Linked DNA regions of Homo sapiens: region 2 is linked to region 1. A link is a contact called in ENCODE Hi-C or POLR2A ChIA-PET data. All regions are on one chromosome and are shown on one strand. Each heading gives the region's core, a stretch centred on a gene start or an enhancer-like site at or near the end of the contact. The rest is flanking DNA. Distances are from core to core; before and after follow the strand shown. Region 1 overlaps UST (uronyl 2-sulfotransferase). Region 2 holds the start of TAB2 (TGF-beta activated kinase 1 (MAP3K7) binding protein 2).

Evidence for each region. Hi-C counts contacts between places; a loop is a spot of excess contacts on that map. ChIA-PET counts read pairs that join two places held with the same protein, here RNA polymerase II (POLR2A). Pooled maps may share reads with other maps.
Region 2: a map with no recorded cell type shows a loop between it and region 1 (6-fold over the local background). The contact joins the promoter of TAB2 here to the enhancer-like site in region 1. A Hi-C loop is called at or near these places in 9 of 37 single-sample maps with no recorded cell type and 8 of 50 pooled maps. POLR2A ChIA-PET finds 5 or more read pairs at or near these places in 1 of 52 experiments (activated T-cell).

Annotation. Positions count from the first base shown.
Region 1 is chr6:148,758,915-148,763,377 of GRCh38, forward strand. The region is part of intron 1 of UST (uronyl 2-sulfotransferase); the gene reads left to right. It overlaps LOC107986659 (a long non-coding RNA gene), which reads right to left. Exons shown (of 2, transcript XR_001744408.2): 1 at 1,918-4,463; 2 at 1-1,065. Among named protein-coding and RNA genes, the nearest start is that of UST, 14 kb to the left of the region's middle. RefSeq lists enhancers at 1,804-2,554, 2,808-2,947. Within about 2 kb of position 2,722, at least 32 of the 41 ENCODE cell types and tissues checked have a DNase peak (open chromatin) inside an H3K27ac peak, as active enhancers do.
Region 2 is chr6:149,315,183-149,319,645 of GRCh38, forward strand. It overlaps TAB2 (TGF-beta activated kinase 1 (MAP3K7) binding protein 2), which reads left to right and starts at 2,530. Exons shown (of 7, transcript NM_001292034.3): 1 at 2,530-2,833. RefSeq lists silencers at 1,673-1,742, 1,793-2,332, 2,423-3,322 and enhancers at 3,413-3,592, 3,753-3,862.

The sequences.
Region 1 (4,463 bases), core at 1,472-3,971:
CAAAGGCTGTTTGACATGAATGCCTTCCCATTGGATAAACAGAACCGTCAGGCAGAGCCATGCGGCTGGATGGAGGGGGCACTAGGCCTGGGTGTGCAGGGTGACCCGACAATAAGTCAGTTGTCGGTGTTAAGTCATGTGAGCCTCCAAGGCTTCAGTGTCTTCATCTCTACAATGAAGGAGTTTCATTAGATCCATGATTCTCAGCTGTTTCCGTTCCTTAGGACCCTCATCCATAGCAGTGTTTCCATAGGGTCTTGACTGTCCCTATGGGAATACATCTCAGTGGCCAGGAGAGGGAGAAAGGGCATGGCATTGGAAGTCCTTTTAAAAAAGTCCCTGAGCTCACGCCTGTAATCCCAGCACTTTGGGAGGCCGAGGTGGGTGGATCACGAGGTCAGGAGATCGAGACCATCCTGGCTAACATGGTGAAACCCCGTCTCTACTAAAAAATACAAAAAAATTAGCCGGGCGTGGTCGCGGGCGCCTGTAGTCCCAGCTACTAGGGAGGCTGAGGCAGGAGAATGTCATGAACCCAGGAGGCGGAGCTTGCAGTGAGCCGAGATCGCACCACTGCACTCCAGCCCGGGCGACAGAGCGAGACTCCATCCCAAAATAAATAAATAAATAAAAATAAAAAAATAAAAGAATGCGGCGTACGCGGTGGTTCACGCCTGTAATCCCAGCTCCCTGGGAGGCCGAGGCGGACGGATCACAAGGTGAGGAGATCGAGACCGTCCTGGCTAACACGGTGAAACCCCGTCTGTACTAAAAATACAAAAAATTAGCCGGGCATGGTGGTGGGCGCTTGTAGCCCCAGCTACTCGGGAGGCTGAGGCAGGAGAATGGTGTGAACCCGGGAGGTGGAGCTTGCAGTGAGACAAGATCGCACCACTGTACTCCAGCCTGGGCGACAGAGCGAGACTCTGTCTCAAAAAAAAAAAAAAAAAAAAAAAAGTCCCTGAGGTAATTTTTCTGTGCACTCCCAGGGGAGAGTGTTTCTTTTCTCTTGAGAATCACTGAAGTAGATCGTTCTAAGATCTCTGCTGTTCTTCAAATCATGTGCTGAAAGAGACAAGAGGTCATATAATTGTAGCAACTGAAACAAATATAAGGCTATTTTCTTTGGACCCAAACACTTATTTTAAAAATTGCAGAAGTCAAGTGACCAAGGCAAGTAGAATACACAAAAACATTTTAGGCCATCGTTGTCATTTTCTGAGTCTTAATCATAGTTAAATTTTTTCTAAAATTAAAATCAGCAGTGCGTTTCCTCCACCTCCGCCAGAACTTGCTCTAGAAATTAGGGGAAGCAGAATGTCCCCAGGAAGTCCTAAGAGAGAAGAAGCAGAGTAAGACATGGGTTTCCAGAGTTTAGAGTCTCACTATGTGATAGGTGAAAGCTGTGTTGTTGATGAGGATTTGCACAGCCTCCTCCCGGTTGCCTGCTACTGACCATCCCATTTCACTGTGGGCAGCTCCAGTGGGTAAGAGGGTTCTTCACAGTGTGGTGAGCTACTCCTTTCTAGCCTCCATCCATTTTTTGCTGTTCTTCTGGAAGCTATATAGGCTTGTCTATTGGACTTTATAGTCTTCAAATAATTGAAGATACTAAAATGACTATTATGTCTACCCTGCTCTGCTACACACATAAATCTTGTCCAGACAAATAGGTCTGTTTACCAGTACTTTCTCATCAGAAGTCATTTGAAGACACAGAAAGTAAAAACCACAAAGAAAAAAAAAACTATATTAAAGTGAAAGCTCAACAGTAACACCCCATAACCATAGCAAAACAAAACAAAACAAAACAAAACAAAACAAAAAAAAACCACAAACATCTCCCCAGGAAATAGAACTAATATGCAGGTCTTTAAAAGTTCAGTTTATCAATGAGAAAAAGATAAACCAACTCACGAGATAAATGGGCAGAGTACAGGAGCAGTCACAGAAGAGGAGACACGGCTGGCCAGTAAGCACAAAGAGAAATGAAATGGTTTTGATTCCCTTACACATCTTAGCCCCCTTCCTCTGTCTACATGGCCCGTAAAAGCCACAGAACTGAACAGTTTTCCAGTTCCCTCAGTGAGCCTGCTTTGTGCAGTGGTATGTTACTGTCAGAAGGGATCCTCTTCGAAGCTGTGGTATTTGAGAATGACTGCTCCTCCCACCGCTTTTCTGAGGGTGTTAGCAGGAGTGCAACAGAGCCTTACTTCAAGGCCCCCAGCGGGCTGGCTGGAACCCTGCTTCAGCTCCTCCAAGCACGTGCGGCCAAGTTCTGGGAGCCACGTCGATGTGGGTTGATGGGTCCCCTGAGACGCCCTCTCTGCTCAGAACACAGCCAGTAAGCCATGGGCAGATCACAACAAACAGCACCCTGCCTTCTGCTCCGCCTCCCTCCATCTACCACACTGCCAAGTTCCTAAGAAGCTTAGGGGAGAAGGAACTGCTGTGGTGCTTAGAATGCAGTGTCTTGCCTGAAAGTATTTTCTCAGTCTTTGAGAAAACAGTGGAACTGACTCATCTGGTCAGAGCTTTACAGAAATGTGATTGCAGATCTCTTGCAATTTCATTCTGCTTTAGTGTCAGAATTCATCCGACAACGTGCCAAAAAAAAAAAAAGTGTGTAAAATCACATACAGATTTAGATACTTCAAGAGGAAGTTATTTTTACCACAGTGGGGAAGAAACCAGAAAGTGCCGATTGGTGGAGAATGCCCGGCAGGGCTGAGGAAGGAGGGTGGGCACCTGAGCAACCTGGGCCTGGCCACACTCACCCCTGCAGCCTTGCCAGCCTGGCCCGGGGATTGTGGTGTGGTCACCTCTTAGCAGGTGGAGGGAGGAGTTCCTGTGTGGAAGATCTGCTTGAAGGAGGAAATGTTGATATAACCCCCGAGTGTGGAGCCAACTTCAGCAGTGCGGGGTTAACATGGGTTACTCTTGAAAATGTGTTGCGTGCTCTCCCAACAGTCCATAGAAGCAGCTCTCTAACAGCTGCATGGGACACAAAAGTAAAAATGGAGAAACGATTCCAGAAAACCACATAAATATAAAAACCAAATGGCGCAGTGTCTTTATTTTGTTTTGGCAGATAACAGGATTGAGGCCACCTTGTTTTCTTTGCTCATGCATTTCCCAACTCAAAAGGCTGTTCTTGTTTGCTTGTAGAGCAGAGATCCAAGGCCTGAGAGACCCTGAAATGTTTGTAGTTATATTCTTCATTCGTGCTGCGAGATAAAGAGTTTTCCCAGAAACTAAAGGGAGGGAACAGGAAATATTTGTTAAGATCCATAACCTCTGGCTTTTGTCTCCTCTTTTCACCTGGGCAAAGGATATCAGTGATAATATTTTGGGTCTCATAAGATGATGAATTGTTCAAATGTATTTGGAGAATACTTTATTCAAGCATCTTTGTCTTTCTTTCCTATTCCTTGTGGCTGAAGAGAGGCATGTGCTTTTTATGCAAGGGTCTTGAAATGTATGCAGTTACCATGGTGGCACTCTGTCTCTGACCCAAACTCTGTCATAGAGTGTATGTTTAGCCATGTTTTCAGGGGTGCTTCCTAGCGTGGTCAGGAGAAACTGCTAGAGCTGAATTTGGTTGCTGGGCAGGCTTCTATCTTTTTTTTTTTTTTTTAATAGATGCAGGGAGTATAAGTGCATGCTTTTTACATGGGTATATTGCATAATGGTGAGGTTTGGGTTCCTAGTGTACCCATTACCCAAATAGTGAACACTGTACACAAAAGGTAATTTTTCAATCATCAAGCCTTTTCTCCCTCCCTGCTTTTGAGAGTCCCCATTGTCTGTTATTTCCCTCTGTATGTCCATGTGTACCCATTGTTTAGCTCTCACTTCTAAGTGAGAATGTGTGGTATTTGAGTTTTTGTTTCTGAGTTACTTCACTTAGGACAATGGTCTTCAGCTCCATTCCTGTTGCTGCAAAAGACATCTGTATATAGACCACATTTTCTTTATCCAGTCATCTGTTGATGGACAGTTAGTTTCATTCCCTGACTTTGCTGTTGTGAATAGTGCTATGATAAACATACAAGGGCAGGTGTTTATTTGATAGAATGATTCTTTTCCTTCCCGTAGATACCCAGTAGTGGGATTGCTGGGTCGAATGGTAGTTCGATTTTTAGTTCTTTGAGAAATCTCCATACTGTTTTCCACAGAGGTTGTACTAATTTACATTCCCACTAACAGTGTGTACATGTTCCCATTTCTCCCCATCCTTGCCAACATCTGTTGTTTTTTGACTTTTTAATACTAGTCATTCTGACTGGTGTGAGATGGTATCTCATTGTGGTTTTAATTTGCATTTCTCTGATAATTAGTGATACTGAGCATTTTCTCCTTTGTATTTTTGTGGGCTGCTTGTATATCTTCTTTTGAAAAATGTCTGTTCATGTCCTTTGCCCACTTTTTAATAGGGTTATTTGCTTTTTTCTTGTTGAGTT
Region 2 (4,463 bases), core at 1,280-3,779, 560 kb after region 1:
TCTCTGAAGTTTAAAGCTCTTGGGTTTTAAAAACTATTTACTTAGCAATAATTTCACGCTTACCAAAAATTGCAAGAACGGTACAAAAACATCCGGATTCACCAATTTTTAATTGTTTTATTTTAAAAATAACCCAGATTCACCACCAAGGTTTAAATTGTATCAATCTCTTCTTTCTGTATATGTGTGTAACAGATGTGTGTATGTGTGTATATGTATGTATTTTATTTTTTTCTGAACCGTTTGGGAGAAAATCACATATATCATGTTCTTTTACCCCTTAATATTTCAGTGTGTTTGCTTATAAACAAGGATATTCTCATGCAAACATATTCAGGAAATTTAACATTGATACAATTCTTTAATCTACAGCCCATATTCCAATTTCGCCAATTATCCCAATAATGTCCTATATGACATTTTTCTCCTCCAGTAAAGGATCCAGTTCAGGGTCACATATTGCATTTCGTTACCATGTCTTTAGTTTTTTCTAGTCTGCAGTCTTTGTCTTTTATGACATTGGTCATGATTTAAAAATACAGGCTAGTTATTTTATATTTTATTTTCCTCTACTTGGGTTTGTCTGATGCTTCCTCATGACTACATAGCTCTAAGTGCACTGCTGGTGCAAGGATGTATTTGTTATATGTACCTTCTTTGCCCCCCACTGGTTTTTAGACTTGACCTGCTCAAACCTATAATCTATAAAGCATTATATTTCTATTAAAATACGTACATGTACATTCCATAAATTTTTTTAAAAATTTGCATAAAATACATCATCCTACCATTTCAAAAGCAATTGTTGCCTCTGTACTTTATAATGGTTTCAAAGACAAGTGAAATTTACTTAATGGATTCAGTTTATCTAAAATTATTTAATCAATTATTTTATCATTGAGTATGGAAATAATTCCTCAGAGAACTGCTGTAAAGCGTTAAAGTTAATGATTTCTTCTCGCCAGTAAAACTAGAATCTTCCCAATTTTGTAAATCCTAATTTTACTTTTGCTTCTCTTAATGGTATCACCAATGGAGAATAATTAAATTCCGATATTGTAAATCATAAGTACTTTCAGCTTTTGAAGTGGCAAAGTATTTGAATTGGTGCTATAGCCCAGACTTCAGGTATTTTCAAAGGATGAATGAGGAAAAAGGAAGTGGGGAGAAAGAACTTTTAACTGTGAGGAAGGCTCTACTATTTAAAAGATGGTTTAAAAAAAATTCTCACTGTAGCTACAGTGCTCACACTGGAAATAAAAGTATAAAAATGGTCCTTTAGGATTTTTCTCTGGAGTAAGAATTGTTTCAAGGAAGAAACTGCCAGGGATATGGACATTTTGGACAGGGGCAGAAAAATGCCCTAGTGTTTTGGACACCATGGAAGCGCTAGAATTTTTAAATAAATATTTCACATTGTGAGAAACGTCTGAGTATTAAACACGCTTTTTTTTTCCCTAGGGGGACACTAAACAAATATTTATTTAAGGAGGTAGAAACTTGAAGGCCCCCCCTCTTCCCGCAAAGCTAGTCTTTGGCTCTGCTTCTAGGACTTCTAGGAACGTGCAATTAAAATAAAATCGAAACAACGAAACCCTCGCAGCATTTAGATTTCTTTTTTCCCCCTCAACTGCTCAAGAAAAGTCAGAAGCCGACACTTTTTCCAAGTCTCGAAGTTGCCAGTTGTGAGGCTCCCAAGACGTCTCCCGCACACCCTAGGGACGATTCTGCACGGGTCCCTCCCGTTAGCCGGCGGTGCGATCCGGCTCCAAGGGGGTGTGTCCCGGACCGCAGCGACCCGGCGCCAGCCTCCGCCGCGGGCCCACCTGCTCCTCTCGGCCGCCGCAGCGCCCCGGGGTCCGGCCGGGCCCCCGGACCCCACCCGCGCGGCGCCGCCGGCCGCCCGGCAAGTCCCGCCACCCACTTCCGGACCCGGCCAGCCCCTCCGCTAGGTGCAGCTGGGACGCGAGCTCAGTTCCTTTCTTCCCTCAGCCCAAACTGCTAGCGGCCCCCGTGGCGGGAGGTGGAACCCGCAACCTACCCCCAAGGATGGGGGGCCCAGGCGGAGAAAGGGGGTCCCAGCCCTCCCCGGGCTGCCCGCACCGGCACCCCCCTCGCACGGCCCCAGCGGCGGCCCGCGTCCTCCCTCCAGCCCTAGCAAGACAGGCGTAGAGACTGCGAGTGTCGGGGGAGGGGTACAGGTCGGAGGAAGAGCATCCCCGGGCCGCAGCCGCAGCCGCCGCCGCCGCCGCCGCCTGCTGCTCCCCCGCCGTTCGGCTAGGGGAGGCCTCGTCACAGCCGCCGCCTCAGCCGCGGCTGCAGATCTCGCGGTGTTTGCCGGCCGCCGCGCCGCCATATTGTGTGACAGTATTTTGATTTGGACTGGGCTGGCGGAGCCGCGGCGAGAGCGAGCGAGAGCTGGGGGGGTGGGGGGAGGGCAGGCGAGCGCGAGGGGGGTGGGGGCAGAGGGAGGTGGGGAGGCCGAGCGAGCCGGAGCTGAGGATTGGGGAGCGGCGACGCCGCCCAGCCGTCGTTTTTGATCTGCTGCAGCCGCCGGCGGGGCGACCCAGCCCGACCCCCTCCCCTCCCCCTCAGCCAGGAGCGGTGGCGGCGGCGGCGGCCGGAGGGAGTTGGCGGCGGCGGGCGAGCGGAGGGGGCTGAGCGGGGAGGGAGGGAGGGCTGAGGTGTCCCCCCTGCCGGGTGGAACCGGAGGCGGCGGCGGCGCTGGCGGCGGCCGTGGTGGCGGAGGCGACGGTGGAGACGGCTGCCCTAGTGGGAGAGGCGGCGGCGGCGGCGGCCGAGGAGGAGGAGGGGGAAGCGGCGGCGGCAAAGGGTAAGCGGACAGCGCTGCCGGGCCTCGGCGGGATCCCCAACCTGGCTCTCCCCTCATCGCCCCGCACCCCCCTCCGTCTGGAAGGGGCTCTGCCGCCTCGCGAGGCCCGTGCGGGGCGTTCGCTTCTAACTTGCACTCTTCCTCCCTCCGCCTCTTTCCTTCCCCCAGTGGCGTGGCGGAGAGGGAGGCCCCCCGAGTCCCCCAGTCCGGTGGGGGTGGGGAGCATCGGGCCGGGCCTGGGCTCCGGGGCGTCCGTGCGGGGGGGGAGGGGGAGCTTCATTGGAATCGAGCGCCTAGGAGAGCCCCGGGTGGGGGAGGGCGCAAGGGGCTCGGGAGGGCCCCTCCCTGCGTCGGCGCCCCTGACCCGCCCCCAGGCATGTGTGAGGTGGGGGCGGGGGAGGAAAAATCTCCTTTTGGGGAGCCGAGGTCTAGTTAAAGATGACTCAGGGGCGGGGGTTTTGGGGACAGACACGGGGCAGTTATGTGGGGGTCGGGCGGGAGGGAGAACATCGTTCCTTTGCGGATCTTGGTTTTCTGCAGCCGTCTTTGAAGTGGGGGGCAAGCCCTACTATGAATATGTGGCCCCTTAAATTTCACTGGATGTTTCTGGTTTTCGGTCCCATCAACCTCAAACCCTACGATTGTGGTTGAGTCAGGGAGGCTGCAAGGGTCTCTTGGCGGTGCTGAACAGGTGACAGGTGGATCTTTCTGTTGCTGATGCTGTGAGATGTTCAGGCACAGTCGTACACCAAAGTGTCAGAGACCGTGTGAGTTTGTATTTATGTGTTTGGCCATGTTTCATTCCATATATAGTATATTTGAGATGTTAGGTTTCCATTCTTCAAGTCAGCTTAATTGTTGTGGATAAATTCTTCAAATGTTTCTGATAAGAGGGTTTTCCAGGAGAGCGGAGGGAATTTGCAGCCTCACAGGGGTTTCTCCGTAGTTCACGAAATTTAGGCCCCCAGTGCAGGCTGTTGAGTACCCTTATTCATTGGAAAGTTCTTGAACGCTAAGATCGTATTCAGAGCAACTGTACGGCAATATAATTTTGCATCCATTTTGTCTGTTTTAGGTAAGTTTGTAAAGTGTCTAATTTTGGGGTCAGATTGATTCACATTTTAGAAAAGGAATTTCGTTTCCGCTTTAGCATACTCTAAAGGTTATGATGATCATTATGCAATTCCAGATTTGGCCGGGAATTTTAGTGGGCATGGAATAGAATATTTGCTTTCAGTTTTTTCACTTCTGCTTACTACACTGTTCATACAGTAGCAGAGTATTGACACCTTTTAAAAAATATCTTTACATTCTTTGTAACAATGAAATCACGATTTTAAACTTTTGACGGTTTGAAACTGTAAATTTTGAAACCATGGCAGTTTGTAATAAAGGAAGACTTGCTTTTCTTTTGTTGTAGGCTTTGGCTGAGCATTTTAATTAGAAACAATGGGAAGAATTGTTAGATACATGAGCTATAGGCTAAATTAGGGTACAGTTAGTTTAAGGATTCTGCTGCTTTAAAAAAACATGTATGGAACGAATATGATGTACTATCAATGTGTTAACAGGAAATAGAACAAAAATTCCAGTGATTCAGAACTTCTGTTTGGGTTTTTCCCCCATAGGT